Regions from separate parts of the Homo sapiens genome. Here regions 2, 3 and 4 are each linked to region 1. Evidence: chromatin loops called from intact Hi-C (ENCODE). Cell type or tissue: OCI-LY7. All regions are shown on one strand. Each heading gives the region's core, and the rest is flanking DNA. Links, peaks and the distances in the headings are about the cores only. Region 1 overlaps KLHL32 (kelch like family member 32). Region 2 holds the start of GPR63 (G protein-coupled receptor 63). Region 3 overlaps FHL5 (four and a half LIM domains 5). Region 4 holds the start of KLHL32 (kelch like family member 32).

Evidence for each region. Hi-C counts contacts between places; a loop is a spot of excess contacts. Peaks named below come from ENCODE experiments on the same cell type or tissue, not always from the same donor. Only the 100,000 strongest peaks of a DNase experiment are listed, where the experiment ranks them.
Region 2: it touches region 1 in a loop (4-fold over the local background); 6 of 110 quality-filtered maps call a loop at or near these places.
Region 3: it touches region 1 in a loop (4-fold over the local background); 67 of 110 quality-filtered maps call a loop at or near these places.
Region 4: a loop joins it to region 1, with 5 times the contacts of the local background. A loop is called at or near these places in 15 of 110 quality-filtered maps.

Annotation. Positions count from the first base shown.
Region 1 is chr6:97,045,294-97,053,440 of GRCh38, reverse strand. The region is part of intron 4 of KLHL32 (kelch like family member 32); the gene reads right to left. Among named protein-coding and RNA genes, the nearest start is that of KLHL32, 120 kb to the right of the region's middle. RefSeq lists silencers at 3,433-3,492, 3,394-3,688 and an enhancer at 3,673-3,732. In OCI-LY7, for the core only: no CTCF peak of the experiment used is centred there; a DNase peak (open chromatin) is centred at 3,560; H3K4me3 peaks cover 1,727 bases; H3K27ac peaks cover 2,586 bases.
Region 2 is chr6:96,833,637-96,841,783 of GRCh38, reverse strand. It overlaps GPR63 (G protein-coupled receptor 63), which reads left to right and starts at 4,307. Exons shown (of 2, transcript NM_030784.4): 1 at 4,307-4,516. RefSeq lists a silencer at 4,748-4,797. In OCI-LY7, for the core only: no CTCF peak of the experiment used is centred there; DNase peaks (open chromatin) are centred at 4,263 and 4,533; H3K4me3 peaks cover 1,765 bases.
Region 3 is chr6:96,607,788-96,615,934 of GRCh38, reverse strand. FHL5 (four and a half LIM domains 5) reads right to left here. Exons shown (of 6, transcript NM_001322466.2): 5 at 5,177-5,363; 6 at 1-326. The coding sequence ends at 163. Among named protein-coding and RNA genes, the nearest start is that of FHL5, 49 kb to the right of the region's middle. In OCI-LY7, for the core only: no CTCF peak of the experiment used is centred there; DNase peaks (open chromatin) are centred at 2,104, 4,144, 4,424 and 5,704; H3K4me3 peaks cover 3,686 bases; H3K27ac peaks cover 4,528 bases.
Region 4 is chr6:96,921,017-96,929,163 of GRCh38, reverse strand. KLHL32 (kelch like family member 32) reads right to left here and starts at 4,436. Exons shown (of 11, transcript NM_052904.4): 1 at 4,138-4,436. RefSeq lists a silencer at 4,400-4,709. In OCI-LY7, for the core only: no CTCF peak of the experiment used is centred there; a DNase peak (open chromatin) is centred at 4,533; H3K4me3 peaks cover 2,417 bases; H3K27ac peaks cover 1,422 bases.

The DNA of each region.
Region 1 (8,147 bases), core at 1,010-6,009:
TTAGTGCTGAAACAAGGAGGAAAAAAATTTGGGAAATGTGTGGAATGATTTATTTATGGAGCAAGCTGGGAATTTGGAGGCACTTCATTTTCATAGGCAGAGCTAATGGGCTGTAGCATTCATGCCTACAACTAACATTAAGATCCCTCTGGGATTCCAAAAATGTTCAGAAAGAGGTCTCAAATCTTTTTATTCAGTCTAGTTACTTATTATCTTCTCTGCCTCATTTCAAAAAGGATCTGAGGCATCAATACAAGCATTTAAATATTAAGAATAAAAATAACTCAAAGCAAGAGAAAAGAGGAAACAATATGAGGTCAGGAGAGAATGTGTGTGCGTGTGTGTGTGTGTGTGTGTATCCATCCTCATAACTATTATAAGTGGGTCACAATGTGGCTCTATGCTTCCTAGCATCAAAACTGAAAAAGAAATGTAACCTAATGCAAGATTAAAAGGTGAAAATACTAAGGAGATTTCTAGATTCTCCAGACCCTGAGATGTAATGGAAATTTCCCAGCAGACATTAAGAGGGTTATTGAATGATTTGCTTGATAATACTTCTAATAATACCATCAGAAGTTTATATTATAGAACATTGCATAAAAAGTGAAGGTTAATAAAGAGATTATTTAAGACCCAGACATCCAGTTTTCTGGTTTTCTGGCTTGATCTAGGTATAAAATTTAAAATATTTAAGAAGTCCTTCTCAATCGAGTCAATACTACCTTCTCAGGGAAATTCGGAAATTTGCGGGGATATTTCTGGTCCTCCCAGGAGGGTGGGCAATATTGGCCTTTATTGGGCAGTGGCTGGGAGGCTAGATGCCAGGCAACACACAGGGCGGTCACCAACCATGAGGACTGACCTACAGCCTGCACGCCGGAATGCCCTGCTGGGTGTGCAAAGAAGTGAAACATTTGTTTACACAGATTGAAGCCCCGAACCTAACTCTGTTTTACATATAAACACATTCTTTGATGTTCTGTGTCAGAATACATTGGCTTTTCCAGGAATGCTACGCCCATAAAAACAAAGAGAAGACTGTTACTTTGTTTTGTTTAGAATTGTATAATACCAAGAGTTGTTCATTATTTTGGAAAATCATGTCACATGCCACCTGGGATCTGTCCTTGTGGTATCTGAGTTGACAGTACAACATTCATTCACCAGTCTGCATCTGCATGTGCATCTGCTGTCCCAATCATGGTGATTCTCCCTATGGGGGCAGACAGGAGACTACTTCATTATGTCTTTTGGAAGGGTTGTACCCCAGCATGTACACACTGAAATATAAAGGATTTTAAACACAAACTTCTTTCGTTTGTTCTTTTACATATGGTTAGGAAATTCTATTGGTGCTTAGAGTAATTTGTGTAAGTATGTTATATTGTCTAGGAATTTCATTTTAGGATAGTAAAGGTGGCCTTTTTATATTAAGGACTGACAGTTGAGGTTGAGAACCACCAAGCCAGATGAATAGACTGCATATCTTCTGGGGATCCTTTATGTGTAAAATTTCTCCTAAATGAACTTCTAGTAAGAGTTGTCCAGAAAACAGGATAAGGCTGGAGCACAATTGTTCTTTTTTTCTCAATAAGAGAAAAAGTTCATGTGCTTTAAAAATCCATCAATAGGCTGATATCTTCTTATGAAATTTAAGGAACTAACCAAGACTCCCCACTATATAAATGATTAACTTCCCTCCACTAAGATGATTTGAGGGAGCACCTAAAGGAAGGATCGAAATTTCTTTAGGAAATGATTCTGAGTGCAGTCAACACTCAGAAATTCACATGATCAAGAAGGAACAAAGTTGTAATGATTTCTGTGCTGTTTACCCACCATGGCAAAGTAAAAATCTCAGATGCACACCATGGATTATGAAATATGTAGCAATGGAACTTTCTGTTGAAACATTCAGAAGAAACAGGTGCACAGAAGTGCAAAACCCACTGAGTTAACTAGGAGGGTTGATCTACTGTTTGGAGTTACTGGATACTCGCCATTTCTACTTTGGAGAATGTCAGAGAAAGACTGTTTATTGCCCCACCTATGACAATAAAACCATTATCAAGAGCAAAAAGGAAATATTTCTTTTTCTATTCCCAATACTGGCAATGGGGTAGGGTGGGAGGTGCTGAGAGTTGGAAGGAGAATGGAGGAAAGAACAACAAATCCAGCTCATTTGAATGGATTTTTACACAAGGGAGATATGGTTAAAACACAGAAGGGGCCACACTCATCCTTGTCATCTATATTATCTAAGATATCTGGAGACCCTCACAGTGTTATCAGTGTGCATGATCTGTACATACGACCTCAGGCACCTTAGCCCACAGTGGGTTCCTCAGCACAGAATTGGTGCCAGAAAAGATTATAAATGCTGTAAGAATATTGTTCAAACACATGTGTTTTTTGTTTGTTTGTTTGTTTGTTTGAGATGGAGTTTTGCTCTTGTTGCCCAGGCTGGAGTGCAGTGGCATGATCTCGGCTCACTGCAGCCTCCACTTCCCGAGTTCAAGCGGTTCTCCTGCCTCAGCCTCCTGAGTAGCTGGGATTACAGATGTCCACCGCCACACCTGGCTATTTTTTTTATTTTTAGTAGAGATGGGGTTTTGCCATGTTGGCCAGGCTGGTCTCAAACTCCTGACCACAGGTGATCTGCCCACCTCGGCCTCCCAAAGTGCTGGGATTACAGGCATGAGCCACTGCGTCCAGCCCACATTGTGTTTTCATTAGGTGACTGAGTTTAATAATATTCCAAAGGAAAATGTCTGTGCCTGAAATGTGACTATTACTCAAGTAGAATGCTAGATTAATGTAATAGAGTCTGCCCCTATTTTTGTTATTTCACTCCGGATGGCTTTCAAGCCCCACCTTTCCCTATTTTCCTGCTTGCCTTACATCTGAGCAAAGGTTTAAAAAAGCCTGAAAACTCTCTCCAAAATACACAAGCCCTACCTGCGGGTAGCCCTTGCCCCTGCCCCACAATAAAAGCCAAAGCCAGCCATACCTCCATGCTCTCTCAAGCCATTTTTGCACCTGCTTAGGAGTCACCCTGCTCTCTCCAGAAAGCCTCATTATGTGAGGAATAAACCTTTTCACATCCTGTTGGGGTGTGTGGCATTATCAGTCTCAACATCCAAATCAGATTTTGGGTTGGGGGGTTGCGCATTCTATTTCTGCCAAGTGACAGCAAGAAAATGAAGACATAAATTTATAAATTATTTGGGAAAACAGGAATACATTTTTCAAAAATCAAAACATACTGAATTGGAAAGCTGATCTTAGAAGGGTGGCCACAGTTAAACTTCTTTGCACAGAGACATTTTAGACATGAATCTGCTGAACGAATGGCTTTATGATTCTTGCAGCACAAACTAGACTCTGAGCACATTCTGACTGGATAGCACAGAGAAATTTAATAAAGGAGAACAGACTGGCGTGAAGCAAAGACTGTCACTTAGAATTGGCCCTGCCCTACAGGTGGGAGGCCCTCCTACATGACCTGACTGTGAATCAGCTGTTCTCTGTGAGAAAGAGACAGGTCTTGGGACCAACAAAGCTGTTCATATTTTATGACTTCACTGTCAAACAGGAAGCAGACTAATCTGCTTGTTTGTTTCAATAATGCACTGATAAAAGAGAAAATCTACCCCAAGGCAAATAACTAGTTTCAAAAGATCTAAAAAAGCAAAAAAGTAACTGATGAAATTCAAACTTCCTCTTTTGTTTCACACTTCTCAAACTTTCCATGTCAACACTCCAGTTATGGACTCTGGCATAGCTCTGACAAGAAGGTAAGGAGAAATGTCACTTTCTGCAAAATTCAAAATAAAGTAGTTCCCCCCCGCCCCCCGTTATCGACGGTTTCGCTTTCTACGGTTTCAGTTACCCATGGTAAACTGCAGTCCAAAAACATTAAATAGAAAATTCTAGAAATAAACGATTCATGAGTTTTAAATTATGCACCATTCTGAGTGGCATGATGCAATCTCCCACCATCCCACTCTGTCCTACCAAGACATGAATCATTCCTTTGTTCAGCATATCCTCATTGTAGATGCTCTCTGCCTGTTAGTAACCTAGTAGCCCTCTGGGTTATCAGACCACTGTGGCAGTATCTCAGTGCTTGTGTTTATTTTACTTAATAATGGCCCCAAGGTACAAGAGAAGTGATGCTGGTGTATTGTTATAATTGTTCTACTTTATTGTTAGTAATTGTTGTTAATCTTATTGTGCCTAATTTATAAACTAAATTTTATGACAGGTGTGTATGGATAGGAAAAAAACATAGTATATATAGGGTTTGGTACTTATCTGAGGTTTCAGGCATCCACTGGGGTCTTGGAATATAGCCCCAGCAGGTAAGGAAGGGATGCTATATTCTTCCTTAAAATGTGGATTTCACTGTGTACCCTCCAGAGTGCAAGGCACAGTGGAGGTGCCTCAGGGCCTTTTACTTGCCAGGTAGGTACTGCCAGCTAAAGAAAGGATTGGGAAGCTAAAATATTTAAACCACTGAATAGTCTTAACACTACTCCTGAGAGAAACATTTTAAAAATTTTCTCCCATGTTTGCTCCATGTGCTACTATTTAGCTCAATTGGGTTATATTTATAAGTAAATCCGACAGAGACTTTCTCCATATAAATGGATACTTCTACCCCTGAAGGGATGGTCCATGAGAAAGCAGATCCAATTAAGATTCCTGTCACTCTGCTGCCTGGCCTGATGCTCAGGTCTCCCGAGAAAAGTATTCTGCTGTGGGGAATACAGTTTCAATGATCATCAAAATGTAATGCACAGTGTTTGCATTATCAGGGCTATATAAAAAAAGTCATGTGAACTTATTAGGGAACCAAATGACAATCAAAAAAACAAAGTTACTATGGTGAGACCTCTGACTGAATGAATATTTTTAAAGTAATTTTTCCCTTAACAGAGTATGATAGTTTTCTTGATTGCCAAAAGGCTTCAAAATAAGAACAGTAATGGTGATACAATATTTCCTTGTAAAGATCGTATTGAAGCATTCTCTGGGTCAGAGAAATGTATTTAGGGTGACTATCCCCCAAGAGATGGGTTCTTCTATGATTTTCAGAAGCCAAGGGCTGGAGTTACTGAATAATAAAGAGAAATGCAAGGGAACACAGATCCCAAGGCATCCTTCTTCAGAAGCCCGGATATGACATAATTGGTTCACAGCTGACAGAGTTAGCAGTGCCTGGAAGTGGAGAATTGTAAAGGGGACTATAAACGTCACTATCATTTGGTGCAGAGTTTATCTCTCCACTGGGTTTCTGGAACCTCTTCATCAGTCTCCAAGGGACAGAAAAGGAGGAGAGCTCTCCGGAAATTAAGAGGAAGCTAACTAGGTTTCAACCCTTCCTCCACTACATGTAAGGTATTTATCACAGTGCTTGGCATATAGTGTATATTCCTTGACATCATCATAGCCAGAGTGTTAAACAATAAACTTTATTGTGGTTCGCAGTCCTATTTGCTTCCATTTCGGTCCTAAGGTACTCAAATTTCTAAAGGCTTATCCCAAGGCCTTTGGTGCTGGAAGTTCTACTTTCCAAGCAGGGCTCTTCTTTTTATAAAAGGGTCTTGATGTTTTCTGCTCTTCACTGTCAGGCTGGGTTTTTTGGTTTTTGCTTTTTGATTTTCTAAAAACACCTGCCTGCTCCTGGGTGGCTGACCTCTTGTCTAGTTTGGACTGGGATCCATCTCCCAGGCAACATTTCCATCAGAGTATTTCTCTTCCTTCTTCCTCATACCTCTTCTACTCAGGACTGGTCTGAAACATGAAAAAACTTGGCCACAGTTTCAAAGTGAGGAGAGTAAGGGAGGCCAGAGTAACAGGATGGGCCCTCTTGCCCACCAGTGTAACTGGAGTTTGTATTTTCTTAGATTCACTTTGTCCTTTTCTCTCTAAGGCAGATCTGCCCAGAGTCAGTTTATGTCACCATTTGCTTCCAACCTTGCTCCCAAAACAAGCCCTGCAGAGCAAGAGCAGCCTGGCCTCTATGCCCTCCACCATTGGTTCTGCTGTAATAATGGCCTCCATGCATGGCTGTGCAAGGACACCCATGAAGACTGCACTGCATCCCAAGGTCTATTCAAGCAGTGTCCCAAACACAGTGTGCCCAGAAGAAGGGCATATTTCTCATTAGTGCAAAGGCAGAGTGAATGCTTATGCAGCCCTGTTTGCTACTTGATAGGAAATGCATGCATTTTCAGAATATGTATTAATATTAAGAGGAAAATTTGCTTTTTCTTTAAAATTTCCTGGATGAAATCTGTAGGCCAATTTTAAGAAGGCTACACTTTAGAGCAATGTGTAGGAGGAACACGCACACATCTTGTTACACTTAGAGGCATTCATTCATCACTCCCACTCTATACTTCCAATTTCTCTCCAAGACAGCAACAATTTTCAGACACTTAAAATACGTACATTTCATACTATGCATATTACAACTGACTAAACATATAATCAACTGTTAGAAATAGCTATAGGCAGATACACTCGATGTTAACCCTGAATTTTTACAAATCTATATACATATCACGGATAAAGACTACATGTCAGTGAATGTCCCTAATACTAAATAACAGTTAAGAAACTGAAGAATTATGCTTTCACTCACATTCCTATGCTCCAACCTTTTTGCTTAATGTTAATGTCGACTCCATAGTAAGAGAAAGCAGCTGTTCAACAATCTCAAGTAAACTGCAACTTCATTCTTTTTGCCATCAGCTGTGTCCATGTCTCAAAGGGAAAATAGATTTATTACAAATTAAAGATGTTTCAGAACCAAACTTTCTTGGATGTTGTTCAAGAAAGGCTGTAGAGGTATCAACTTCTACTCTGTGGCAAAGAGTGATCACATAGGGAGAACAAGTCTAAGCCCTCATGGACTGACTTGAAAAGGCACAGTTTCCAAGTTTAGAAAACCACCAAGATAGTGGACTCTGTAAATGCCCAAACACTTTTCTGCCTCCTTCAACAAAGTATAACAAAGTATAACTTAATCTTTTCTTAATGACAGATTATAATAAAAAACGAACAACAGACTTGAAATTAGTAGGACTCGGTTTGACTAATTGGGCCAAAATATATGAGAGAATGATCTTAGTCAATTCACTGCATTTCCCTGGGCCTGTCATCTTTCAAGTGGGGTCACAGCATTCCTTAGAGCTGTTTTAAAGATTAGTTTAAACAGCACGCATAAAGTGCCTAGTGCTGTCCCCTGGCTTTTTCAGAAGGTGCTCCAGGAAATGTCAGCCCCCTTCCTGTCCTCTCAGCACACAATTTGAACAGATGAATTACTGCTGTATGCCACAGACTGTCATATGCCTCTGTGGATGCACAGTCAGAATAAGTCTCTGGTGTTTGGACAGAATAATTGCAACCCCAGATCTGGCCCTAGGACTTGCTTTTCTTTCTTTCTTTTTAAAGGCACTTACACCAGATATATTTTCATCTCATTTGGCTTTCTTTTTCTCATAAAAGTAGAATTTAAGCACCTAAGGCATATGACTCCTGGGCAATGGGATATGGCTGCCCTTCTGCAAATATCTTCCTGCTTTCCAAGTAGGTTTCTTCACCTTCAAAAAGTCAGCTCCCTTTCTGCTATCTTCACTTCAGTTCACATTTCATAGATCCTTTGTGTGACAGGAATTACACGCACACATGCGTGCACACACACACGCACATACACATCAACTTAGCCATTCTGAAGGAAATCACAAAGCAATCAAGCAAGCAATAAGGCAGCCACATATATTTGCATGTGTATTTTAACTCAGCCTTCCCAGGAATTTGTGCTCTTGAGTTTCCTAATACTTCAAACATGCTTTACAGACCATTGCCTCTAAGCTTAAACCATTTAGTTGCTAATGCAGCTGAGTGCAGATATTATTTACTTGGGTAGTTTTACAAAAAAAAAATTACTATTTCATCCCATGGCACACCTGTGAAGTAAGAGCTATGGGTTTTCAATCTTACTCTAGAGATGGGCAAATACAGATGTGACTGCATGTAATTCAAGTATAAAAAGAGAAATAATAAGACAGAATTTAGAGATGGTATCTTTCTTCACATCTGTAAACCAAAAAACACAAAATACATGATTTACT
Region 2 (8,147 bases), core at 1,793-6,792, 210 kb after region 1:
GATTACTGAATGTAAAATTACAAAAAGCACATCACTAATTACTATGTTTAGAAACTACACTATTAAAAGTTAGGATGAAAATAGCTGGAATTTAATGAGTCATCTGCTAATTATTCAGCTTATGGATTTCTAATGCCACTTACTTCTAGCCTTTCTGCTTTTCCTTAGGGAGTTTTTGGTGGTATTTTTACTGCCTTTTAACACCTCCAGAAACGACTCTATGCTTACAACTGACCATAAAATGTACATGTGGAGAGACACATGAAATATTATGACTCAGGATTCATGCTGTGTTACTGAGGTAAACCATGAGCAGTTTACACCACAGTTGAAGATTTTTCAGGGGCAAATGCAGAGTAGAAAGTAGTTAGAAATCTGCTGACTACCTGGCATGCTATCTATGGGAAGAAACGTAACTTATCAAAGTCAATGTACTCACTGAGGAAAGAGACAGGCTCCTCAGGTGCTAGATGTGTTCTATGGCTCCAACTCAGGGTTCTCAGCCATGATTGCACATTGGAATCACTTGGGCAGCTTTTAATCTCACTGATGTCCAGAGTCAACCCTGAAATTGAATCTGGGTCTCTGAGGATGGGCCCCAGGCAACGGTATTTTAAAAAAAACCTCTCAGGTGATTCTAATGTGCAGTCAGGGTTGAAAATATCCAATCTAGTCAATAAGAGGTGGCATTTACAAGTCTTACTGTGTGCACAGGACTGTGCAGAAAATCTCTTGCACATAAAGAAATTGATGCTTGGAGAGATGTTATTTGCTCAATGTCTTGCCTCAAAACAGTTTCACACCTAGTCTATTTAGCTTCAGAACCAGAGGCTTTTGAGCTTACTGTGAACATTAACCAAAGTAAGACATTGAATTCATGTCATAACTCAGAACACGCATGATAATGAAACACAAGTTTAACAAATAATACTTATTAAGTATGATGCATGCTGATATTTTAATTAAAATAATACTAGTCAAAACTTAGTAAAATGACTTCATGACTTGGAGTTTGAAAAACTTTTCTAAACCATGACAGTACAGGTTTCATTTCTGTTCCTGCAAGTGGCAAGATCTTTTTCCCATCAATGCCTTCTCATTTTGTTTGCTTTCTTGCTTGGAAAATCTTTCCTTTTTCCTCTGCATTTAAAAAAGACCATCTAATTGCTTCCTCGCTAGAAAGTGTTTCCAAGACTATTCCAGTCCATAGTGTCTCATTTTCTGATGCCTATTTTTAATACACGGAGATCATCCCACACTTTTTACACTAAATTATATGATATATTGTGATGTTCTGTAATTGTCTTATATCTTAGATAGTTATGTCTCTTTGAGGACAGTGACTACATTCTATGCTTTTGCTTCTATATCCTTCGAAATGTCTAGCAAAAGCACATGTGTGTTAGGGACATCACAGATACTAAAAAACAGCTATGTACCCTACACAAGTCAACCTTTGAGCTTTCATTTCTTTAGCTCTGAAATGAAAGGGATGTTTTAGGTTATTCTAAAGTCTCTTCCAGTTTATTAGTCTAAATTTCTATGATATATGAGGATTTCTATAAAATGCACAAATGAAGAAAAAAATACAAAACTTTTTTTTTTAGCAACTACTGTAAAAGAAAAGTTCTTGTGTGAGACAAAAAAAGCCTGAAATTTTTTGTCACTTTTTGGTAGGCAAAATAAACACCTTTTCAGAGAGAAAGATAACATCTTTCTCTCTGAAAAGATAAAGTTACTGAAGTTTAAAAACAAAGCTGGGCTCTTTGGCACTTGGATACTGAAATGTGATTATTCGTAGGCCACTTTTTTTTCCCCCAAGTTGAATATATATATATATATCAGGGAATTTCCATGAGCTCTTATCAAATTAAATTGATTGCATAACTAAAAAGGCCTAACAATGAATGTGGGCTTGAGGTACATGGAGGCAGGTTTATAATTTAGGGAAAAATAATTGAATACAATCATGGTTTATATATTGTTTGTTTGCAGGTGGTTTGTGAAATGTCACAAATGTCACTCAGGATCTTCTCAGTGGCTCTGAGGCCAAAGGATGTGGCTGGTTGGCTCAATTACTAGCACCTCCATGACCCATCAGCATTCTCATTCTTCTGATCCTGAGACTGTTGGTAAAGGAGCAGAGAGGTGGTCAGTCCCCTTGGTGACAGTGGTGGTGATGTGTGTATACTGGGGAATGGGGATTGTAGTGGGCATTTATAGTCTTTATCTACTCAACATTCTTTTGCCTTCTTTATTAACAACACTTTAATTTTCCTTTGGGAAACCTCTTTCTTTCTACTCGGTCCCTGTGGTTTGGGTATATATGAAGGGTACATACAATTATTTCCCTTGACCTTTTTGTAGATAAAGGCAAATAACCCCAGCCTGGCAGTGTGCATTCCATCCCATAGTTACAATGGTTAGTTCAGAGATGAACGCAGGATCCACGTGGGTCTGGTGAGACATTCTTCAGCTTGCTTTCTTTCTGATGCGACTAATTGCTAAGGAGGTTGGATGTTAAGACTGGAGATGTAGGTCTTCCCTCTGTTTAGAGAAATAAAACCAGTGCAGTGAAAGCACAATGAAGACAGGGAGAGAAATTGAGTCCTGATGCTCTTTGAGTATCTGGAGTAAAAAGGATTTCTAAGAACGTGTGTGTGTGTGTGTGTGTGTGTGTGTGTGTGCGCGCGCCAGTTCTACTTATGGGATTTATAAACATATGAACCAATAAATTCCAATGCCCTTTGCTGCAGGTTTTGCTAACTCAGTTTGAGTTGTGTGCTGGCCACATCCAACTATCCTGACTTCACTTTTGCTCGCTGATAATCTCCTTTCCCATCTTAAAAGTTTGGTCCAGGCAAGACCATGTCTCCTGCTTTTATTGAGCCCAGGGCTTATTTCGTCTCCATCTGGTTACAGAAGTTTCTTCAACCTTTTGTATAGTCTCCTCTTGCCTTATTCTTCTACAAGTTCAACACAAGTGCTTCTTTCACAGCTGTAGGTGGCAGGAGGCAAAGAACTGAGATGTTCTGGTTCAGTCTCAGGGTAGTGATATGCAAGTGCCTTTGTGTGAATGAGGAAATGCCACTCTCTCCGAGCTTGGTGCTAGGACTGGTGCTCTGGAACCCAGGCTAGATCTTAACTCCAAATTGCCTGCCCACCTCCTCAGACAGAGGACACAGTGCAGAGTACAAACTGCACAACACTATACTGAAGTCCCATAGGTCCAAGAAGCAAGGGTTGGAACTATGAGGTAGAAAAACAAGTCCGTGGACAGTAGCAACCCTCTGCTGCTCATGCCCACTGCTGCTGTGGTCTCTTCCTAGGGTGACGATAGCTGCTGATGCTGGGAGCCTCCTGGGCATCACCACCTGAGGCTGTGGCCTCAGTAATGATCACATATGTTGATAATAGCTGAAAATATCACTTGTCACTGAAAGCAGCATTTTCCACTGTCTCAAGATGATACTTTTTCTGGGGGGTCTTCCTGAGTTGTTTGGCATCTTTACAGCCCATGTGTTGATGAAAGTGAATCGTTTTAGAAATCCAGTGGGAGGCCAGCTGGGGATTGGCCATTGGAAGAGAACAGAGCACCGGGTAAAGGAGGATACCTGGCAATTCTCCCATGCCACACATCAGGGACACCTTCAAGCATTGGTCTAGGGGCCCCAGCTGGCTTTTAGTTATTTCAGTCTTCTGGACGCCTGCGTGAGACCCTCATCATTGTGTTGGAAATGAGGAAGAATAACCAAAGAAGAAACGCGAGTAGCCTCGGGGAACGCAAATCCACTGGGCAGTAGCCACTGGAGGTGCACTCTGGGGGCCCGTGGGAGCGGGAAACCAGGACCCTAAAAGGACTGCCAGGGATTAGGGGCGGGGCGACCGTCTGGGAGCGAGGCGCGGGGTGCAGGGCGCAGGCCAACGACGAGGGTTGCCCCAGTGCCGGGTGGGCGCACTTGCGGTACCCTCGATGCCTTTGCCCAGGCGGAGGAACGATGCGACCTGAGCATAGAGGGGTTCAGGGCAGGGAGCGGTCGAAAGGGGCCGGCGATCCGCCCTGGGGCAGCTCGGGCGTGGCCTCCAGGGATCTCTCCGTCTCTACTTGCCTCCTCCCTCTTTACTTGCCTCCTCCCTCTTTACTTGCCCCCTCCCTTTTTACTTGCCTCCTCCCTCTTTCTCTTCTCTCACTCACCTCCCGGTCTAAAACCGGGGCCGGCGCCTTTAAGAGGGAGCGTTGGTTACCCTGGGGGCGGGAACCCCTCGGCGGCTCGCGAGGCGGCGGCGCTCGTCCGCGATGCTCCTCACTTTCAGCTCCAGCTCCCGCCACCGCCGCCTGTATCGCCGCCGCCGCCACCACCTCCTCTTCGTTGTCCTCCTTCCTCCTCCGCCTGGCAGCGTTGTTCTCTGCAGCGGAGGAGAGAAGTGCTATGTCAGGAAAGTTCCGGGAGGGACTACATGGAGCCATGCTCCCTGGGCTCTTCCGCGGGCGCCCGCGCGCTGCCCTTCGCTTGAGGTGAGGTGAGGCTCGGGATCCCCGGCCCGCGATCCCCGGCCCGCGGGACAGGTAGCCGCTCGGGGCGGGGAGCGCTTGCATCCGCTGCGCTGGGCAGGGCGAGCAGTTTGGCGGAGTGCGGGGAGGAATGAGGCTGGAGAGACCGAAGTTGTGCCGGAGAAGCTTGGGTTTTCGGGAGGGTTTTTGCAGCTGGACTGGAGTTATTTCGGTCGGCGCCACACGGTGGGGACCCGGCGGGGACTCGGTTTCTCCCGGGCCGCCCGCCCCCCTCCCCTGCCCGTCTGAGCGGTTAGGCCTTCTAGGAAAACGGTCGGCTGCAGAGGGGCACCCCATGCCGGCTCCTTTCCTGCTGGGCTGTTCTGGTTGAGAATTCAGTGCTGGGAGTGAGAGGAAGGAGATGAGCTCCACTTGAACTTTTACACGGTGGTCTCGCTGCTTGAGGGCTGAAATTTACCTTGTTTGCGAGAGCGAAAGGTCCTTTCGCGCTCCAACAGTTAAGAGAGGTTCCCTCTTCCATGTGGTTCAGCTTGCGGCGCTGTGTGTTGCATCCTTGGCCGGTTTTCAACGTCGCCCTGATTTCAGTCTTTTCTCCTCTGCCCCTTTTCGGAAACATTCTTCTTTTTAATAATAAAATATGTTGTGGAGGCTCAGAGTGCTTAAAAAAAAAATCCAACAACATATCTTTATGAAAATTTCCCCCAGGGCTTGCCCAAATTTTCAAAGAGATCGTTTAGTCTTGGATGAGACTGAGTCTCGACACTTAGGGAATACAGGCATCCCTATAGTAGCATGCAGGTTTTTAGTGAGGTAGGATGAAGTTTAAACCATATGTTTTTAAAATAGGATTTCTCTTTGTTTATTGGGTGAGCTTGTTTTTCATTATGTCTTAGATTAAGAAGCCTTCAACCAGTTCTAGGAGTAGTGTTTCTAAGAATCATGGATAAAAACCTCATGTTTCTTGCATAAGCTGATACTGCTTCAGACATTCTAATCCATTGACGAGGTATGTAATACGTGTTTCATTTAATGAAACCTAACATAAAAGTACATTTATTGCAGACGTGGATAAGTTTTTTTTCCCACGTGTCCCGTGGGTAAAGGAAGCCCCATTTTCTCACACCCCTAGGTCTCTGCCACACCTCTATTCCTGTTTGCCTTATTCACTCACATTGCCAACTACAAATCTAAGGTGCTGATGAAAAGTCCCTATATTTTGTAAAATGTTGCATAGCCAAAATTTTAGTGACATAATTGATTACATCAATTATGAGCATTCAGATCATTTTGAACAATAAAAACAGAATGTGGGAGCTTATTTAAATAAAAGAGTGCCTTGACGTATTTCTGGTATATGCGTTACGTACAATTTTGTGTGTGAAAAGTATACTACCAAGGCAGACGGGATAGTGTAGGAAACATATTGTTTGTAATGGGAAGTTTTCGAAGAAAATCATCCCAGAATAACCAGTAATACTGTAAAATTTTGTTTGGGATATAGATTTTTATCTCTAAGTACAGTTTTGTCACTTTGCTGTAAAGTATACCAGTACCGAAACTCAAAAAAAGAACCCACCATCTCAAGCATTTTCTGAAAATTTCAGCAAGCTGAACATTCTTGGAGAAAAATTTGCTTAGGAAAAATAAACATAACTAAAACCCCTATGTAGTTACTGTTTTACCTTAAGTTTGCTGGACTGCAAGCAAGAAAGTAAGAATTTAGTGTTCCTAAGTGGATGTGACTTAGTTCCTAGAGTTACTTGAGCACCTTGAGATTTTGTTTATGGTTTATTTAATTTGGGTTGATTGTTTTGTGAATGAGTATTTTGGAAATGATACACACAGAGGTGGATTTGTATATGTATATATCCATATCACACATATATCTATATTTATGTATCCATACTATATATAGTATAACTATATATACCATATCTGTATATGCTATTGAGTATATAAAAAACATGAAAACCATTTAGGGACCTAATAATACATGTGCACCAGGAACAGTAGGTCTAAAATATCAGCTAAAAATAGTTATTGCTAGGGCTTGTCATCTTTTCAGCATTTTAGTCAATATCAGTTAAGTTAAAAAGCACTGGTTTTCAGTATGTTCTCGAACTCTTAACAAGGCTTGGATCAGGGAACCATATCCTAACCACATTTATCTATTCAAATGGATTGAATTACCCTGCCAATGGATAATTGAACCAGGCATTTCTTAAGCTTCAATAGGCAAATTCTAGGTAAAATTTAGTTTGTCAATATAGTGTTTTCTTCTTTTAATACTTCAAAAATAACCTTTAGGACATTCTTCATAGATCTGGGATTTAGAGAGTAGACCTCAAAGGCATGAGAGGCAAACCTTGGGGAAGTTCTGGTACTCCAATTTGTGAAATGATGTCTTAAGCACTTGATTTGAGAGAGGGACCCATTAATGCTTGGAAAAACAATATGTATAAATACAGTGCTCCAGTTACTACAAGCAAAACTATTTCATTCACCTTTGTTATGTTTGTTACCACATTTCACAGCTGAAGCTGCTATATTTCAGCTTATGTATGAAAATTAGAAATGAAATGAAGTAATCTGTTAGGCGGTTTTTTTTTCTTTAATTTGCTAGCTGTTTACCAGAAATGTGTTTATATTTGCTGCAAATCACCTTTACTTTGTTGCAGGTGGCACTTTTTCCTTTTTTTTTTTGCAACTATGACATATGTATATTTAGGATGAGTTCTTAGTGTTTCCTTGAAGACACATGAATGAGTTTCACAGAGTTTATGTTGCATTTCTTCAACTTTCAAAACACAACATTTGAGATGTTTGACTACCAGCCTGAGATCATAGATCTTAAGAGCTGATGTGATCCTGGTCAGTTATAGTTTCAATTTCCGGGGAATTTTCTGTTTAAGGTTAGATGTGCCCTCAATTTGAACTAGATGATCCACAAAATTGGTACTTTTGCAACCACAAAACATGAGAACATTCCAAATGATTTGAAGTGTGGGCAGCCCAACATGCTTTAGGATTTGGTTGGCTTGAGGCGGTATGCCATGCTTGTAAAAATGGTTTCTGAAGCTGACAGCAAGCTGTTTCAGGCTTTAAGTTTGACACATAGGATAAAATGCATTCTAGCCTCTGCACCAGTAAATATGGACAAGATTTGTATCCACTTCTGTTTGTATGACAGAAGATTCAGAAAACTCAAGCGTGAAACTCTAGCTTAATACACAGGAAAGCTCATTCATGTTCATTATAAACATAATGAAGAGTTAGAAAAGTTGGATTTTAACACAGCTCTCGGGTCTTGGGGAATAGATGGTATATTTGCAGGTATGGGGGCAATCTAGTGGTCACCTATTGAAATTAATAATAGGGTTATTATTATCAGCATTTCCTTTGAGTGATATGCTAAAGAATTACATCTTCCCAGATACAATTTAGAAAAACCCCCAGCCAGATACTGTACCAATCACCTGGCATATATATTAATTGATTCTTAGATCATTTTCAAATTCTTAACATCATTTTCAATTTAAACCTTTATGTGTTATTATAGTTATAAGCTTTACATACCTTTTAGGGTTTTTGAGCAAAGCTTCTTGGTTAACTTCTTTCTCTCAATTGACTTAGC
Region 3 (8,147 bases), core at 1,647-6,646, 440 kb after region 1:
GTGTGCTTAGAATATAGTTCGATCAAAATGTGTGCAAAAACTTTTCCACTCTAAACTACATGAATATTTTCTAAAACTTAAGTCAAAAATAAGACCGCAACTGAGTTCTGGCTTTAGTGACAACGAAGGCAAAATGGATTTTAGGTGGGCAAGGACTGTCTCCTAGATGTCAGTGTCCATTCCGGAGCCACATTTTTGGCAGAAGATTTCCTTGTTCTGGGTCAGGAAGCCTTTACCCACCAAGGAGACAGAGCATTTCCCGCAGTTAAAGCATTCGCTATGCCACTGGCTGTCTTGAAAGCAGATAAACTTGGCACCTGTGAGACCTGTAAAGGAATTGGAGAAAAAGATTAATCTATCCTTTCAAGGAACAGATTGAGCATTCTAGCAGATGCTCCTCTAGGAACTGGAGATAGAGCTATGAGCAAAACAACGCAGAGGCAAATAACCCAAAAAAGAATGCTGCTTCCTGGCCCTGTGTCCATCTGGAACTATCCACTGTAGGAAAGTTACACCTATGCCACCCAACCAGATTCACAGCCAAATTCTGCCATAATCAACAGAAGAAGGCAGAATGCTAATATGCAAGTCAGGTATTTTTGGAAACAGATAAGGTTGTCTAAGCCAGATAAGACAATACAGTGTAGCATAGTGGAAAGAAGGTATAGGTTGTGAAGTCAGAGATATCTAAGTATGAATACATTTCCCCTTTTTCTCTATATGACTTTAAGTTTTCTTAGCTGCAAAATGAAGATAAAAGGAAATAAATGTATGCTTCCTAGTTTGATGTCCAATGTTGTAATGAGTTTTAGTTTTCTTCTTTCCCCTCATTTTTCTGTGCTTAGTTGTACTTAGAATATGTCCTGGGGTTATACGGTTTGGGACACTATTTCTAGAAAGCATAACCAAATAGAGGATTTTGTCTAATCATTCAGCCATCCTAACGTGATGGCCTTATTACCTTGCTCAGAGCCAGCTTCAGCTTTTGTTGAATCTGGCCAATGAAGCCACGTTATCACGTGATTGGTTTCTAAGAGCTTTGTCAGCCTCCTCCACTTTAACTTGGGCCTCACTTGAACCATACTGTTTCTTTAAAAAGTAGTCGAATTTGAATCTTCGGTGAGGGTCTGATCTCTGTCTCCTTAATGTGATTCCAGGGTATAGTTCAAGAAATTGATTTTGAGAAGTTACATTAAAGGAGAAAATGTTAGGGTTTGGGAAGAGGTTGAGATGCCCTAGGCTTGGGTCTTTATTTATTTCATGTTTTCTCCCAGTAATCTTAGTGCTATTATTTGCTTATCATCCATGGAGTGAGGCTAAAAGAGTTATGTAATTCATATGTAATTTCCAAATACTCCATTTGGAATGGTGAAGTGAAAGGGTGAATAGCATTCTATTTCAGATACATTCTTCTTAAATAGGATAATGAACTTTTGTTTCCATCCTAACAAACTTATTTGATGTCTTCATATATAATTTAGTAGTTCATACAGAAAATTGCATCAAATTTCTCTACTTTCCTTGATTAAATTTATAGCTTGCTTATCTATGATGCTATCAACATTACTTCCTAATAAATGTAAATTAATTATGTACTACTTAATTCCCTTAATGTTATTCAAAACATTAATAAGCTGACTGCAAGAGTAATGTTCTGTATATACATAAATTATGCTGTTCATAAAACTAATTATTACATGTCTAGCATTTTGATGCTCATGAGTTTTTCTTAATTTTATTAGTAAGCCTTGTACAAGTGGCAAATATAAAAGCAATTCTTCCGGAATTTTACAAATAAGAAAAAGTAGAAGCATCTGGCAACTTTAAGAAAGGGCTGAACCAACATGTGAGATGTATGTAAACTGTTCCAAAAGGAATATGTTTACTCCCTTAGGTCATGAGGGTTGTTTGCAGTAAGAAAGCCATTCATGAAGCAGGTCTTTGACACCTGTGTTATCTGGTTTCATAGGTTTCTGACAAGTCAGTAGAATAAGAGCTGGCATTTGTTGAGTGCTTGACTGTGTGCCAATTACTATTCTAAGTCCTTTATGTGTGTTACCGTATACAGCCCTCACCTTACCTTCATGGGGTCAGATATTAGCATCAGCCCCACTTTGCAGACAAAAACTGAGAAGTGAGAAGTTTAACCGCTTGCCCCAGGTCACCCAGCTAGTAAGCAGCAGATCTAAGATTTAAGCACAGGCCAGGGCCATCTGTCTTTAGAGTCTCTGCTTTTAACCTCATGAAACTAAGTTTGAGTTTATCTTTGGTAAAGAATATGATCAGGAACATCAGCATCACTCTCTGAAGAAGCCACAACATTTGAAATTCCTTTTCCTTGAAATAAACAGAGATGGAAGAAAGCCAACCTGCTCAACTGCTTGTTTTATAAATAAGGCAAATGAAGGCCCCCCACCCCTGAGGTGAGTTAGTCACCCATGGTGACACAGCAGTGGGGGCAGGGAGGACCAAGTCTTTTGCTCCTCAGTCCAGAGCACCTTTCACTGCATCAAGCAGCTTCATTTATCCCTGATAGTTTAAGAGGTTAATCCTATCTCAAAGGAGGAGAAAATATGGTAGCTATATCTGGAGTTTGTTCAAATGAAGCAGTTCAATGTGATGGGTTTTAAAAATTACACTTGGTGATTTATGGGTAGATTTCTCAGAGCTTTTTAAAAAAATAATTGATTAATCTTAATTGACAAATAAAAATTGTACATATATTATATAACATGTTTTTGTATATGTATGCATTGTGGAATGGCTAAATCAAGGCAATTAACATATCTATTACCTTATCATATGCTTTTTTGTGTGTGTGGTGAGAACATTTAAAAATCTATTCTCTTAGCAATTTTCAAGTATATAATACATAGTTGTTAACTATAGTCACTATGTTGTACAATAGATCTTGAAATTATTTCCCCTGTTTAACTGAAATTGTGTATCCTTTGACCAAGAATACCTAGCTTTTAAAGTGACATAATAATCAGATTAATGCCAATTTTCCGAAGACGTGTGACAATATCAGAATTCCCAATGGTACATCAGTTCAAATAGCTCAATTTTAAAGAAGCAGTACTTCAGGGCCTATAGATATTTAACAATTAGATGAAGAAATAGTAAAGTGAGTTGTAAGTTTTTGCAGGCATTTCAGCCTCTGGTGTCTCAATCACAAAGTTAAAAAAAAGATTAAGATAGTTATTAGACATTTCCTGTGGACTGATGAGTCTAAATTAAATATATAATATTTAGATTACTTTTGGGTAAAATTTAGATTACTTTTGGGTCAGATTATTTACTTTTGATCATCCTCATGTTTTTGTGCAGAACAACGTTGTTTTTCCATCTCAACTTTAAAAAGCTGGGCCCAGTGATTGATCTGGAACAATCTATGAAAAAAATCACTTAGGCACATGAATCTGTGATATACCAGAATTGAAACTCAAGTTCAGGGCTTGTGTAGGCTTTTTGCAGATCAGTATTAGCCATCTGGATCTCCAGAGAATTTTGAAACTTATTTTGAGTTGTTAATTTCCTTATTTTCTCATTGAAGTCCCCTTTTTTTTTCTGTCCCAATTCAAGATAAGTGTTGTTATAAAATAAATGGACTGTGATTGCAGATTTTACTTGGGAGATTCTGGAGCTCCAGGTATTGTTGGATATCTGAAAGTCCCATTTTCTAACTAAAATCAGTGGAGATCTCTTGGCTATAGGAATTGTCAAATTTGTAGAAGGCAGGAGAGCAGGGTAATTAAAAGCATGGACCCTGGAGCCGAGTGGTGTGGGATTGCTAAGGCAAGTTCTTGCAAGGGCCAGGGAGGTGATCTAGCTGAGTGATGCAGACAGGGTGCAAGGGACAGAGAGGGCATGCCCCATGCAATTGGACAGCCACGAGTTCCATATGATGGTGACCCTGCTGGGGAATGTGGAGGCAGTCTGCTCACCCAATGGCAGGCTCTTCCTCTACTTTTAGCTGCAGAGATGGATTTTACATTAGTTATTTCCAAACATGTTCAGGCCAAACATCAACAGCCTGCTTGCCAGATGTAGCCCGTGAGCCAGTGTGAGATCCTGACACAGATGGTGCTCCATATAGACAAATAAGACCATGCTGTTTTTTTCTGGTGACACCCTCCCTCCCTTTGCAAGTCAGTGAAAGCCTGCCAAGGTGGGGTTTGCTGTGAAACTTTTTCTTTTGGTTGGAAAGTGCATGAAGACTCAACTTTTATTTTGCCACATATTTGAAGATGAAGAAGGAGGAAAGGGATAAAATGATCTTTAATTCTATGGTATATGAACAACTAAAAATTGAAATATGTTCTAAGAATACTAGGAATAGAAAGTAGATATACAGTTCTGACACATTATTAAGTGATTATAAATTGCCAGAAAGAATAGCTGCTGAGTTTCTCAAGTGTCATGCTAGTTTCAGTTCCTTTATTATAGGATTAGCATTTTAAAAGTGTCTCTGAGGAAAAGATGTATTTCTTTTTACCTTGAAAACCTCTTTAACATGGATTGATTTATCATTATGTTATTTTCAAATCATGTCACATTTTTTTTTCAGTAAAATGCTATCTTGTTTTCTTTCATCTACTCATAAACACACTTCATAATTGCAAGTGAATAGAGAAAAGAGAGTAATACATTTGTTAGAAGCATCTTAAAATGAAGTTTAATTAATTACTGACCTATGCTACCTTAATTATTACAGCTTCAGATGTTCTATACAATAGTGGAATTTAATTAAAACCTTCCTAACTAAAGGATGCTTGGTCCTATTTTAGAATTAAGCAGGATTTTGATTTATTAGTACTCTTCTCCTCCCACTCAAAACTTAATGAGGCTGCAAGCAGATCTCCTCGTGAAGGCCTGCACTAACCTCTCAGCTCATCCTGTTCTCCTCCTTCCTTGAATGTTAGAGTCAGTACCATTAGGTTTAGTATGTAGTTACCTTCACAGAGTATAGTCACCCAAATTATACTCTTGTACTTTCCTTGAGGAATCCATGTAATATTTATACTCATATATATGCACCCACTTGTGTTTATCTCAAAAGGAAATATAAAGGAAAGCTTCCCATTTTTTAATTGCTTTTCCTAAATTAACTAGATAGTGTTTCATAAAGTCATAACTGTCTCATGGCATGATCATATTGAACTGAAGAACTCACCACTAATGGGTTTGGAACAGGCTACACACTTGTTGGCATAAAGATGGTTGTAGCAGTCCACGCAGAATGGATAGTCGTCTCTGGACATGAACTGTTCTTCACAGAGATCTTTCCTACAGCCACTACACAGAAAACACTCTTTATGCCATAGCTGGTCACAAAATGTTATCCCACCTGAAGTTATCACCTGCCAAAGACCACAGAAAAGGCAATGACCATGGGAGCCATTACAATTCAGATCATTTCATGATTCTTTTGAGATCCTAGTATCTCTGGGGAGAAAAGGAAGCAAAAAGAAAAAAAAAAGATCATTTCATGTCTTCTATGCCACAACTGGTGCTTTTGGCTACTCTATTTTCACCTTATGTTAGGATGTTCTTTTCCTCAAAAAGTCATTAAAAATTAATAATATGAGAAGCCAAAGGCTATAGGAATTAATTAGAAGTAGAAAGAAATGGAAATTATTGTATATTTTTCTCCTACAATGAAATAGAACAGAGGCAGGGCCATATTGGACTCAGGAAGATGGGGGAGAAAAACCACACAGGTTCTTTTTTCACTTCCTCATACTTCTCTGAATTTTCTTAATTTTGGTTTTTAAAGATCTGCCGTTAGAGCTATTTTCTATACTATGTTCTTATAACTACCTGTCTAACTTTAGGGATGCTTAAAAGAATTCTTCTTTTTCCTGAATGCTTTACACCAGGTCCAAGAATATCCAACAGCAGTAATTCTGAATGGAATTGGTAAGCACCATTATTTGCTAATAACAACTACCATTTCTTAAGTGTTTTTTCAGTCCTTACCACCGTGCTAAGGATGATCTCTTCTGAATATTCTCAACACCTCTACATACTACAGACTATTATCTTTCCCTCTTTTCAGATGAGCAACTAGTGAGGGTTACAGTCATTAAGTTACTTGCCATGGCCATAGTGAGCTAGGATTCAAACCTGCATGGTCTGATTCCACAGCCTGTGTGCATCACCATCAGTGCCATACTGAGTCAAGGTTACCTTACACAGATAAGCAGTTGAAAATCCTTGTTGAATGAATGAATAAATGCCAAAGGAAAAAATAGTTGGAAAGCAATTCCAATATTGTATCTAGCAGTGGGGTGCTGTGGGAATTAGAACTCAATGGAATAAGCCCTGGTTGTACATTGAGCCTTAAGGTGTGATGTGCAGTGTTTTGCCTGAGATGTAATTAGTTCTGCATAAGATAATATTTTCTTTCTAAACCAATTTAATCCATGAATTCTACTTTTTAAAAGGCTGAGAAATCTTTAGTTAGAATCAGATGGATAAATCTTGGGCATTTTTTCTCATGTAACTATTTTTAAGCCACATCACCTTTTGAATTCACAGCTAATGAGCTCTTAGAATTGCTGTAGATACTGGAATGTGTTTTTGTAAGTGTTTTATAATGACTGAAGCAATGGGGTATCTGAGGTGGTTCCTATAACCTTTGTATCAAATTAACTAGGTAGTAAAAACTTAGAGCCTATTTTAAGCCGCCTCGTTGTTTACGAACTCAAAAATGTTATTTGTCTGTTACATAGACTTGTGAAAAAATTATTCTAAAGGTATTTTTAATCTTATAACAAATATCTTAGAAATTAAAGATATTTGATATGAAAGATATTTTCCTAGAGGGAAAAAAGCATACTATTCTGAATAAGTAAATGGGAAGCATAATGTTGTGATGGAAGTAAAGCAATTTAAAATACCTCCTACTGACTTCCAATGCCTTACAGCAGACACAGCAGAATTCATGATTCCTTTGATTTGTTTGGTCTGATGATTAGCAGGCAATGCTTAAAAGATCTGAAACTTGAAAAATGTATTCACAGCAAAATAAAACTTGATATATACACCAAAGACTGTTTAATTAGAGAGAAGAAATTCTGGAACATCAAAAATAGTTTGCTTGTGATTATATTCCTTTTGAAGAGGTAGGAAGGTAAGATAAAGTCTAATATCTAAGCTTGGTTTTCACCACTGATTGATCTCAGGATTTAGAACAAGTTTGTTCTGTGAAAAAGTGGGGGCAATAATGATTTTGCACTCATTATGTGACAGATGAAAAATCGAAGAAGACGTTTAACTCCTTTTGAACCTTGAGGAGTTTGAATTTGAAGCACTTGTAGTTTAAAATCATTTGCTTTCTGGCAGAAAATAAATCTTAGTTTAACAAAATAAAATCTATGGATTTTAAAGCTTAAAAGTTCTAACAGCCTGGTTGTCAAGTAGTTTTTCCTTTTTTTAAGAAAATATTTGGTCTTTGGTTTGGGTTGAAAAAAATTGTTTAGATTGGATCATCTTGATCAAAAACAAATCTAGCTTTTTAGAAAAGGACTTGTGGTTTTAAAAACTAAATAAAAAATAATCTGGCATGTCATAATCTGTCTACTACCCAATATAAATATTTTGTAAATTTTTGATGACTTCAAATCATATCCTAAATATAGTTACAGGCTCCAATAACCTGGGAAACATCAGCACTTGGCCCAGACAGTGCTCAGCATGGATGTACTAAAGAAGTTTCACTCTTGAATTGTTATAGCATTGAAAGAGTCTTCATTATTGTGTCTGATAAATGATTTTAGGATAATTCTCACAAATATCATTACTGTTTTAGTCTGTCTTTAAGAAATGCAGCCTAAAATTGGCCAACTCAGTTGTCTCTCAAAACAGTGAGATAAACCTATTCATTTTATTTCCAGCAAGATTTTATTTTCTTTAGTTTTTAAGTTTTGTATATTTTTTAGAGATAGGATCTCATTGTCACCCAGGCTGGAGTACAGTGGCTCAATCATAGCTCACTGCAGCCTTGAATTTCTGGGCCCAAGTGATCCTCCTGCCTCAGCCACCCAAGTAGCTGGGACTACAGGCACGTGTCACCATACTTGGCTAATTTTTAAACTTTTTTTTTTTTTTATACAGACAGGGTGTCACTATGTTGCCCAGGC
Region 4 (8,147 bases), core at 1,961-6,960, 130 kb after region 1:
ATTTCATCCTGTTACCTTGTGCTGAACATTCTAACAGGTAGCTCTCCCACCCAGTCACTGAAGATCTAGTAGTTAAATGCAAGTCTAACTCCCACTTGCTTGTCACATTTCTTTCATATCTCTACTGATGTAATAAATAAAAACATTGACCCAACCAGGATCAAGATTATAGTACATTTATCTGTCACCAAAGCCTTCTGTCTAGATTTGAGTACAGCTTTTCAAATGGTTTACAGCCCACATTTTTCCTTTACTTGTCCCAAACATATAAGACTTCATCAAAAGTATATGCAACCTTAAAATCTGTATCTGTAAGAGCCTCCTTAGCCTCCAAGTCTATGACTCTACTAGAAAAAAACGATTACATCTTTTATCATCTAATTTGCCAGAATCTTTTCCCATTTTTGAAAATCCATATATTTACCCACTCCAAATGAATTCATATAAAACGTGTATGCTTTTTCTATAGAAAAGTGATATCATGAGAGGAAATTATATACCAGCCATCAGACATTAAAAATGTAGACACATCATCATGGTTTATGGGTATTTATTGTGTGCCAGTCTCTGTATAGAGAATATAATACTTGGTTTGTCCCTTGACTTTATGTTCAGTCTTTAGAAGAATCAGTACTACATTCTCCAGATTCTCCTCTATGGCTACAACTCCTCTCCTAGTCTCCTTCCCAAATTTGTCTTCCTCCATCCCCTCCCACCCATCCGCAGTTGCATCCTCTGCTGCACTCCATCTTCCAGACCATAGTTCTTCCACAGCTTTCATCACTCGCTCAGCTACAGTAAGCTCATCAATATTAGGTATCACTAGCATCATCCTCTTAACCCACATTTCCAACAGACTGTCTGGTGGAGACTCCCATCTTTCAATAGCTATAAGGATTTTCATTTAATATAATCATACCCAGCCATCAAGTTCCAGCACTAATCCCCCTACTACCTAGGGACTGACCTGATCTCCACAATCAGAACATTTAAAATTTTTTCCCTGTGTCTGAGCTTCTATGGAATCTTATATTTCCATTGTAACATTTAACACATAACTCCCTCAAAATCACAATTATGTACATGTCTATAACCTGCATTAGGTAACAGTTGAGAAGAAGGAATGTGAAAAGAGAAGAGCAGCTGAAGTTGCAAGATTTCTTTCATTGCTCCAATTGGACTTCACAGTCTTAGATCCTCCATCTGTAAAATGGAAATAAGATGCCCACTTTATAGAGTCATTGTGAAGCCGATATGGAAGTAGCTTGCTCACAGAAGAGCTCGAAAAGTGGACGCTGCCAGGAGCAGTGTGTTTGCTCTGAATCATTGAGGGCAGAGACGGTATCTCCATGCACTCAGCCAGGACTTTGTTAGAACATTACTAACACACACCTGCATAGCTCCTTACTAGAGGTGCAACATATTTCCATGAAAGGAAAACTGAAATGGCTTTATTTACTGTTAAGGCATCTTTCCAGAGGGGGATTTTGGAATAAGAGAACCATGAGAAGTCGCTGTTCAAATCTTTTGGCTTTTCCTTTTAACTACACCTCTCTGGATCCACCAAAGAGACAATGTAAATAAAATGACACTCCTCTCTGACTACTTACCTACTTCAGTGAAGTCCACTAGCATCTCTGTAGCTCTAGGAGAAACACGAGAAAATGGCAGCTTCTCAAGACGTATTTACCTCACTACAAGATAGTTATTAAAGGAGTAAACATTTTGTATACCAGGGTGCTGGGATTTAATGTCTCTGAGTTCCCACTTATGTTTTCATTCCTTTGGCATCTTGCAGTATTCAGTGGTGGGTTTTACCTAATTATCTAACACTTTAATCAGACATTTTCATTAAAGGCTCAGGATGCTCCATTTGCTGACCAATCCTACGTCTTCCTATAACAAGCACTCAACTGAGTTTTTCTCCACTTCTTGGCCTTATGGCAAGAAAAAAAACATTAAGCCAGGAACATAAGTTCTAAACTATATATGCTTTTGTTTCACCAGATTCAAAAATTCCTATTTTAGAGCACTTCATGGTCTTTTATTTTCTGAGATATAAGACAGAGATCTAGAAAACCTCAAAAAATTTTTGAACCTGTTTATTGAAAAACAAAGGTAGAGCATTTATTAGACTTTAATATTGAAATAAAAAACTGATCACTCACAATGATGGATGTATTTTTTCACATCAGTATTTTGTTAGAGAATACTAACTTATAATTGAGTGAGACATCAGTAATTATGGGTTGCTAACTAGCAGGCCACAGGCTAGATATGACCCAGATACAATTTTTAATGTGGTCCTTACAGTTTTTAAAATTAAGGATACCTCATAAAAAAAATCCAGAAGCTTCTGTTTTCCTTAAAAAACTGTCATGTTTTAGAGCCTGGACAGTAACAATCGGCTACAGTGGAGTGGGAGCTGCCTCCTTTACAGTGGTTTGCAAGTTCCAGAGGCCACAGTTCACACTCCACTCCCTACCCTCTCTCCCACGTGTCTTGTCTAGGCCTGCTCCACTCCTTTATCTCACTTGTCAGATCCCTGCACACATCTGAAACGCACACACAACTTTTTTTTAAAGGCAAGGAGACTGGATCCAGAAAGGGCTTCCCCATTCACTAGCTGTGACCTTCAGCAAGGTTTGAGTCTTGGGTTCCTCAGCTTTAAATGGAAGGTAATTTATTGGCCTCAAAGGGTTGTTGTGAGGATTAAAAAAGAAGTATATGAAAAGTGCTTTCTACACTGTAATGTAAAATGTTTGTCATCATTCATCTCCCAAAGCTCTGTGAATTGCATAAATCCCCTCTATCTACCTCTGTCATTATTTGGCTTACTTGCTCCTCACATTATTTATTACACTCTCTATGACAGAGTTTAAAATCTAAATTAGAAGAATTTGACTTATTTCCTTGGGTCATTTAACAAGAAGTAGAAAAGATGAACAAATATCCAAGGAAAACAAAATTAATTCTTGAATGCCAGTGGATCTTTACTGGGCCATTTGTTTGTGATGGAGGCATGAAATTCGTGCAAAGTGTAATTACTGGATTGCTGATGCCTTCAAGTACTGTGTTACAAGTTCACCCAATAGACACCCGAGACCTCAAAATAAAACAAAACTGACAGCCCAGGTATTAGGCTGACCTGTTCCATTGGCCTATCAGTGTTCCAGTAGAGGACCCAGTCCCATCAGAAAAAAAACAAAAAGCAAAAACCACTGCACTTTCATATAAGCTCTAGTAAGCCATGGCACACATTTTATATCTATCTCTATCTGTGTATAGAGATAGATCTAAAAATAATCAATAAGAGATTTTTTAAAAAACAGAATCTTCTCAGAAATGAGCAGAGGTGCAAAAAACTGCGCTTCAATACTGATGCAGGGGATATAAAAATGCTAGCAAAGATGTATGTCATGAATGCTACCTTCTTACGTTACGAATTCACAAACGTATTCCTGTTCTGGTCAATTTACAATAGAAGCTCATTCTTGTGTGGGGAAACACAATTAAATCATCTGCTTTTAATTTAAAATAATCACGACTAAGTGAACTGCAAAATAAAACTGGAAATAGAGGGGAAGAAGGGATCTAAACTGCAGTCATCTTTCTTTATAAGATCACCAAAATGGGAGTAAATTATGATTCAAGACACAATCCGTTGAAAAATTCATCTGACGAATCCTTTTTAAAGCATACCATATAGTGCAATTACGGCTTTTCTTGAAGTTGAATGAAACCGCCACCTGAATACAGATTAACAAATGCCAAATTACGAAAGGTCCTCAGTGTATATTTTATTTTAAATATCAAAATAAATAACGGCATCATTTAAGAAACCAGTTCTTTCAATAGATGTCCCACGGCTGATGTTTAAGCAAGTCTCCTTGGCAACCAAGGAGCACAGTACATATTGGGCTCAGGGGGAGGGAAGAAAGGGGGAGCGACTCCAGGGCTGGCAGCATAAGTAACCTGAGTAGTGGCTGCTCCCGTTAGACGACACGGGCAGAGGCTGCATGGGCTGCAAGCCCCTGAAATGTCAACTCCGGGTCTGCCCCCACTTGGCGCACCAGCAGCCTCCCACCCTCTTCCTCAGGTCTGCAGAACAGGTTACAAGGAGAGAGACTGGCTTACCCGATGGGGTGAGCGGTCTGCTGGGTTAGGTGCCAGAGACGGCAGCGCAGGCACCGGCCTCTCCTTGATGCACAATGGCTCTGCTTCGCCCCACGATGCTGAGGTTAACAGAACCCGCAGTAGCTTCGCTCTGCTGGTTCGGGGATGCAGTAGCGAAGACGAGCGTCCTAGCGTGTTTGTGTGTGCGAAAGTGTGTGTGTGTGTGTGTGTGTGTGTGTGTGTGTGCCTGCGTGCGTGTGTGCGCGCGACTGCCTGCGCGCTCCCGAACTGTCGCGCGGGGAAACTGCTCCCTAGTAAATAAAAAGCCCTAGCCAGCACTGCAGGTGGCACGTCCCGCTGACTCCGCCCCAGGCGGTCGCGTCAGACTGGAGACGCACCTTGGCACCCCCGGGGCGGGTTCAGACGCCACAGGGCTCCGCCCCCTCCCGCCTCCAGCTAGCCCGCGCGCTCCCTCCCCCTCCCCCGCGATCCCGCGCACATCCTTTCGCCACCCCGCGCGCAACGCCACCGCCCGCCGCCAGCGCGCTCGCTCCCCTGCCGCCCCCCGCCCCCGCCCCCGCCGTCGGCGAGCTGCCAGCGCGCGCCCGCCGGTCCCGGAAGTACCCTCCTCCACGCCGCCCTCCTCCTCGCTCTCCGGCACCTGCGTCGCCGGCCCCTGGGTCACATGCGCAGTCTGTAGCCACCACTGCGGCGACTGAGACCCGGGAACCCAGCCTGCTCGCCCCCAGACTCCTTTCCCAGGGCTGGCGGGCAATCTGAGCAAACAGACCCCGTGGCCCTAACTCGGTGTTCCAGGGAGTCCTTGCTCTGCTAACTTGTGAAGTTCAAGTTGCCTCTAGTCCTAGCGGCCCTACAGTGGCCCTCCTTAGGATAATACACTCTATGGTACTGACCAGAACAAATTCACAGTAACTTTAAGAAACGTCAGGGGAACCAACCCGCCAGAGGTGGACGAAATCCCCAAGCCTGAGAAATGAGAAAGGGTGTGATTACTGTGGTTACTACTAATTCAGCAATAAAACCGCAAACAGACAACAACCACAGAACCATACCATTAAATTCCAGGGCCTGGCACACTCAAGTGCCACTTCCGAGTCATTCAGGTCACTCCTGTGTAAAACATGCTGAGAAACTCACACTAAAGCAAAGTGGGTAATTTTAATAGGTAAGTATTCCACCACCGAATTGAAAACCTTAGTCCAACGTGGAGGTAAGACACCAGAAGCAGGAAGAGTGTAACTAAATTGGAGTAAACTGTATTTTGTAGAAGTTCAGGATTTAACTTACTGCAAAGATAGTATGTTAATCCTATTTCTTGCAGGTTTATGTTCTGCCACAGAGTTGGGCTAGGAACAGTGCCCTGATCTATTTTGAGGTGTCCTTAATGTTCTCATTGGTCTCAAATCAGTGGTTCAGCGATTATTTTCTACTTCTAGATCCACAGGATTTGGGGGTTTATTCGTTTGCTCCCTCTGGAGGTTATCTGTCTGGCTTGTAGTGCTTCATTTTCATGGTTTTGATATCTGGACGCTAGGATGCTGGGTACCTACTTATCTAGCAGTCCTGGACACAGCATAGGACAAGGGAAAGAATGACAAACAACTGACTACAAACATTAGGTGCAGTGTCATCCTAAGAATTTTTCATAAGCAACTTGATAGTTTTCATTGCGTTGTCTTCTATCAGAAAATCGAATATGAAAGCGTCTTTGAACCAAAAATATTGACAGTGACTGGTATCAATAAATAAAACAGTCCTTTAAGATCCCCAAGGTGTTTGTCACTAAAGTGAGAATACTTAAAATTTTAAGCCCATCTATATTGATTGGATTATCTGTTTAGAATAAATAGCAGCTATTTATTTAGTATAATTAAATAGAGCAAAGACTATAATTGCATTTACACAGGAAAAGAATATTTACACCACCAACTCACCATCTGTGTGACTATGGAAGAGTCTCTTACTGCCCAAGCTGAGTGTCTCAGGGTATCTCCTGGCCCTAGCACAATGTCTGCCACATAGTATCGGCTCACTAAATATTGTTCATTGACACATGGCGTTGAGGTTTAAATGGTAAATGCCTAGTAAAATGTCTAGTTCAGAGAGGGCAAGATTTTCCTAAATGGCTCCTTAGTATTGATTTAAAGTTTATATTTTGTCTTAAGTATTTTATTTCTCTAAAATAAGAGACATTAGTTTATTCAATAGCCACCAAAATTCAACACAAACATATGTTGCAGTTTACTCCACTCCTAGAGGAGCAACTAGGTGTTAGGCACCATTTCTCTCTTAGGTACCATTATATATAGTCTTTCTCCTTATTAAGAAAATGACTTAAAATAATACTTCCCAAAAGCTGTTTTTTGGAATACTTATTATTTGTTCAGCAATTTTTTGAGCTCCTAGAATGTGTTAGGTGGTATAATCCATGTAGGTCTTTTAGTTGTCAATAAATATACATTGTTCCTGTTTCAATCTAGTGATGTTATGAGGGATGAGCTGAAGAAGATTTTTTTTTTTTAAAGTGTGAGTCTTTGGTTGCAACTGAAAACTCTCTGCCTAATTTAGGCAAGAAGGAACTTAGTAGAAGGATATCAGGAGCTCTAAGAATTGATGGGAAGCCTAGCTAGATACCCAGGATAGAAAGCCAGCAGGAGAACTCCAGAGGGCACAGAAGCAGTGACAACAGGATAATATCAGGACAGGAATGTTATGAGATGGTGTCTTCCATTGCTGAAATGGGTGAGTCCCAATTGATTGCTCTTTGTACTCCCAGTTGTAGTCTGCAGCTTCCAGTTGTTTTAGCCTGGAGCATTGGCCTGTCCCTCAGTTGTGGTAGTGTGGGACCCCTGCTCATAGCCCCACTAGATATAAAAAGAAAAGTGGACACTGGGTGGCTGGAAAATAGCATATATTCACTATAGGAAATTGGGTGCCAGGTCAAATGAGTTGGGGAAACACTGAAAACTAGGTTCATGTCACATTGGTATATTAAAGACTGAGGTCTTACACGAAAGAAACCTCTTTCACTTTCTTAAACAAGTATCCTAGAGTTTGGTTGAGTAGGTAACACTTTTTTGTTTTTCTCAGCTTGCCTCTTAATATACTTTGATAAGCATCTTGGAACACAAGTTTCTGCAGCATTTTTTTCATCTATCATCAGCTTGTCCATGAGCCAAGATATAGGAGGGTAGCATAAATCTAGTGCTGTGAGTTTTTATAAAGTCTGTATTCTAACAGCTCTGGAAGAATCAGATTTGAAACTGTCTCTACACAGATCAGATTTCTAGCTAAAACTACATCATGAAAGAGAGCTATGTCATAGTTCTTTGTTCAATTCCTGATAGCTGCCTCCTCCCGAAGCAAGTAAGGAGGAAATTGTCATTCTTAATGCCAGTGTCGTGGTTTTCTGTCACAAACCAGTAGTGACATTAAGGAATCACTGAGCCATATTTCTAATTACTGTACTACTCAAGAGAACAGAGCAGCATTAATTATGCCAAAACCAAAATTGATTTTTGGCTGATGTTCTCTAGTTTTCAAGTGGATAACACAAAACAACTCTAGCTAACACTTAGCTTTACTCAATTACCTATGGGTACATTTTGTAGCTAATTCATCCTATTCATCAGGAGCCAGCGCCAGTGTAACTCAAAACTAGTGCCACAGGAAACTTTTTACTGTTAAACTATTTCATGTTTACATTTTCTCTGCCACATTCTGTGATATCAAATGCTGTTGTTGTTTTCAGTCTAATTCAACATAATCAACTAGTCACATGATGGGAGCTTTGTAAAAATTTACAGTGCTGAATAGAAAATAGCCCCTAACTGTAAGAAAGAATATCGTAATTACATAATTAAATAGGTTCAACAAAATATAAAGAGGATTCTTAGTCATCATTAAGATAAGGCAGATTTAAAAATAAATTGTAATTTTCATGTATCAGATTGGCAAAGATTATAAAAAGATTACAATACCTAGTGCTACAGAGAATATGGGTAAAGAAG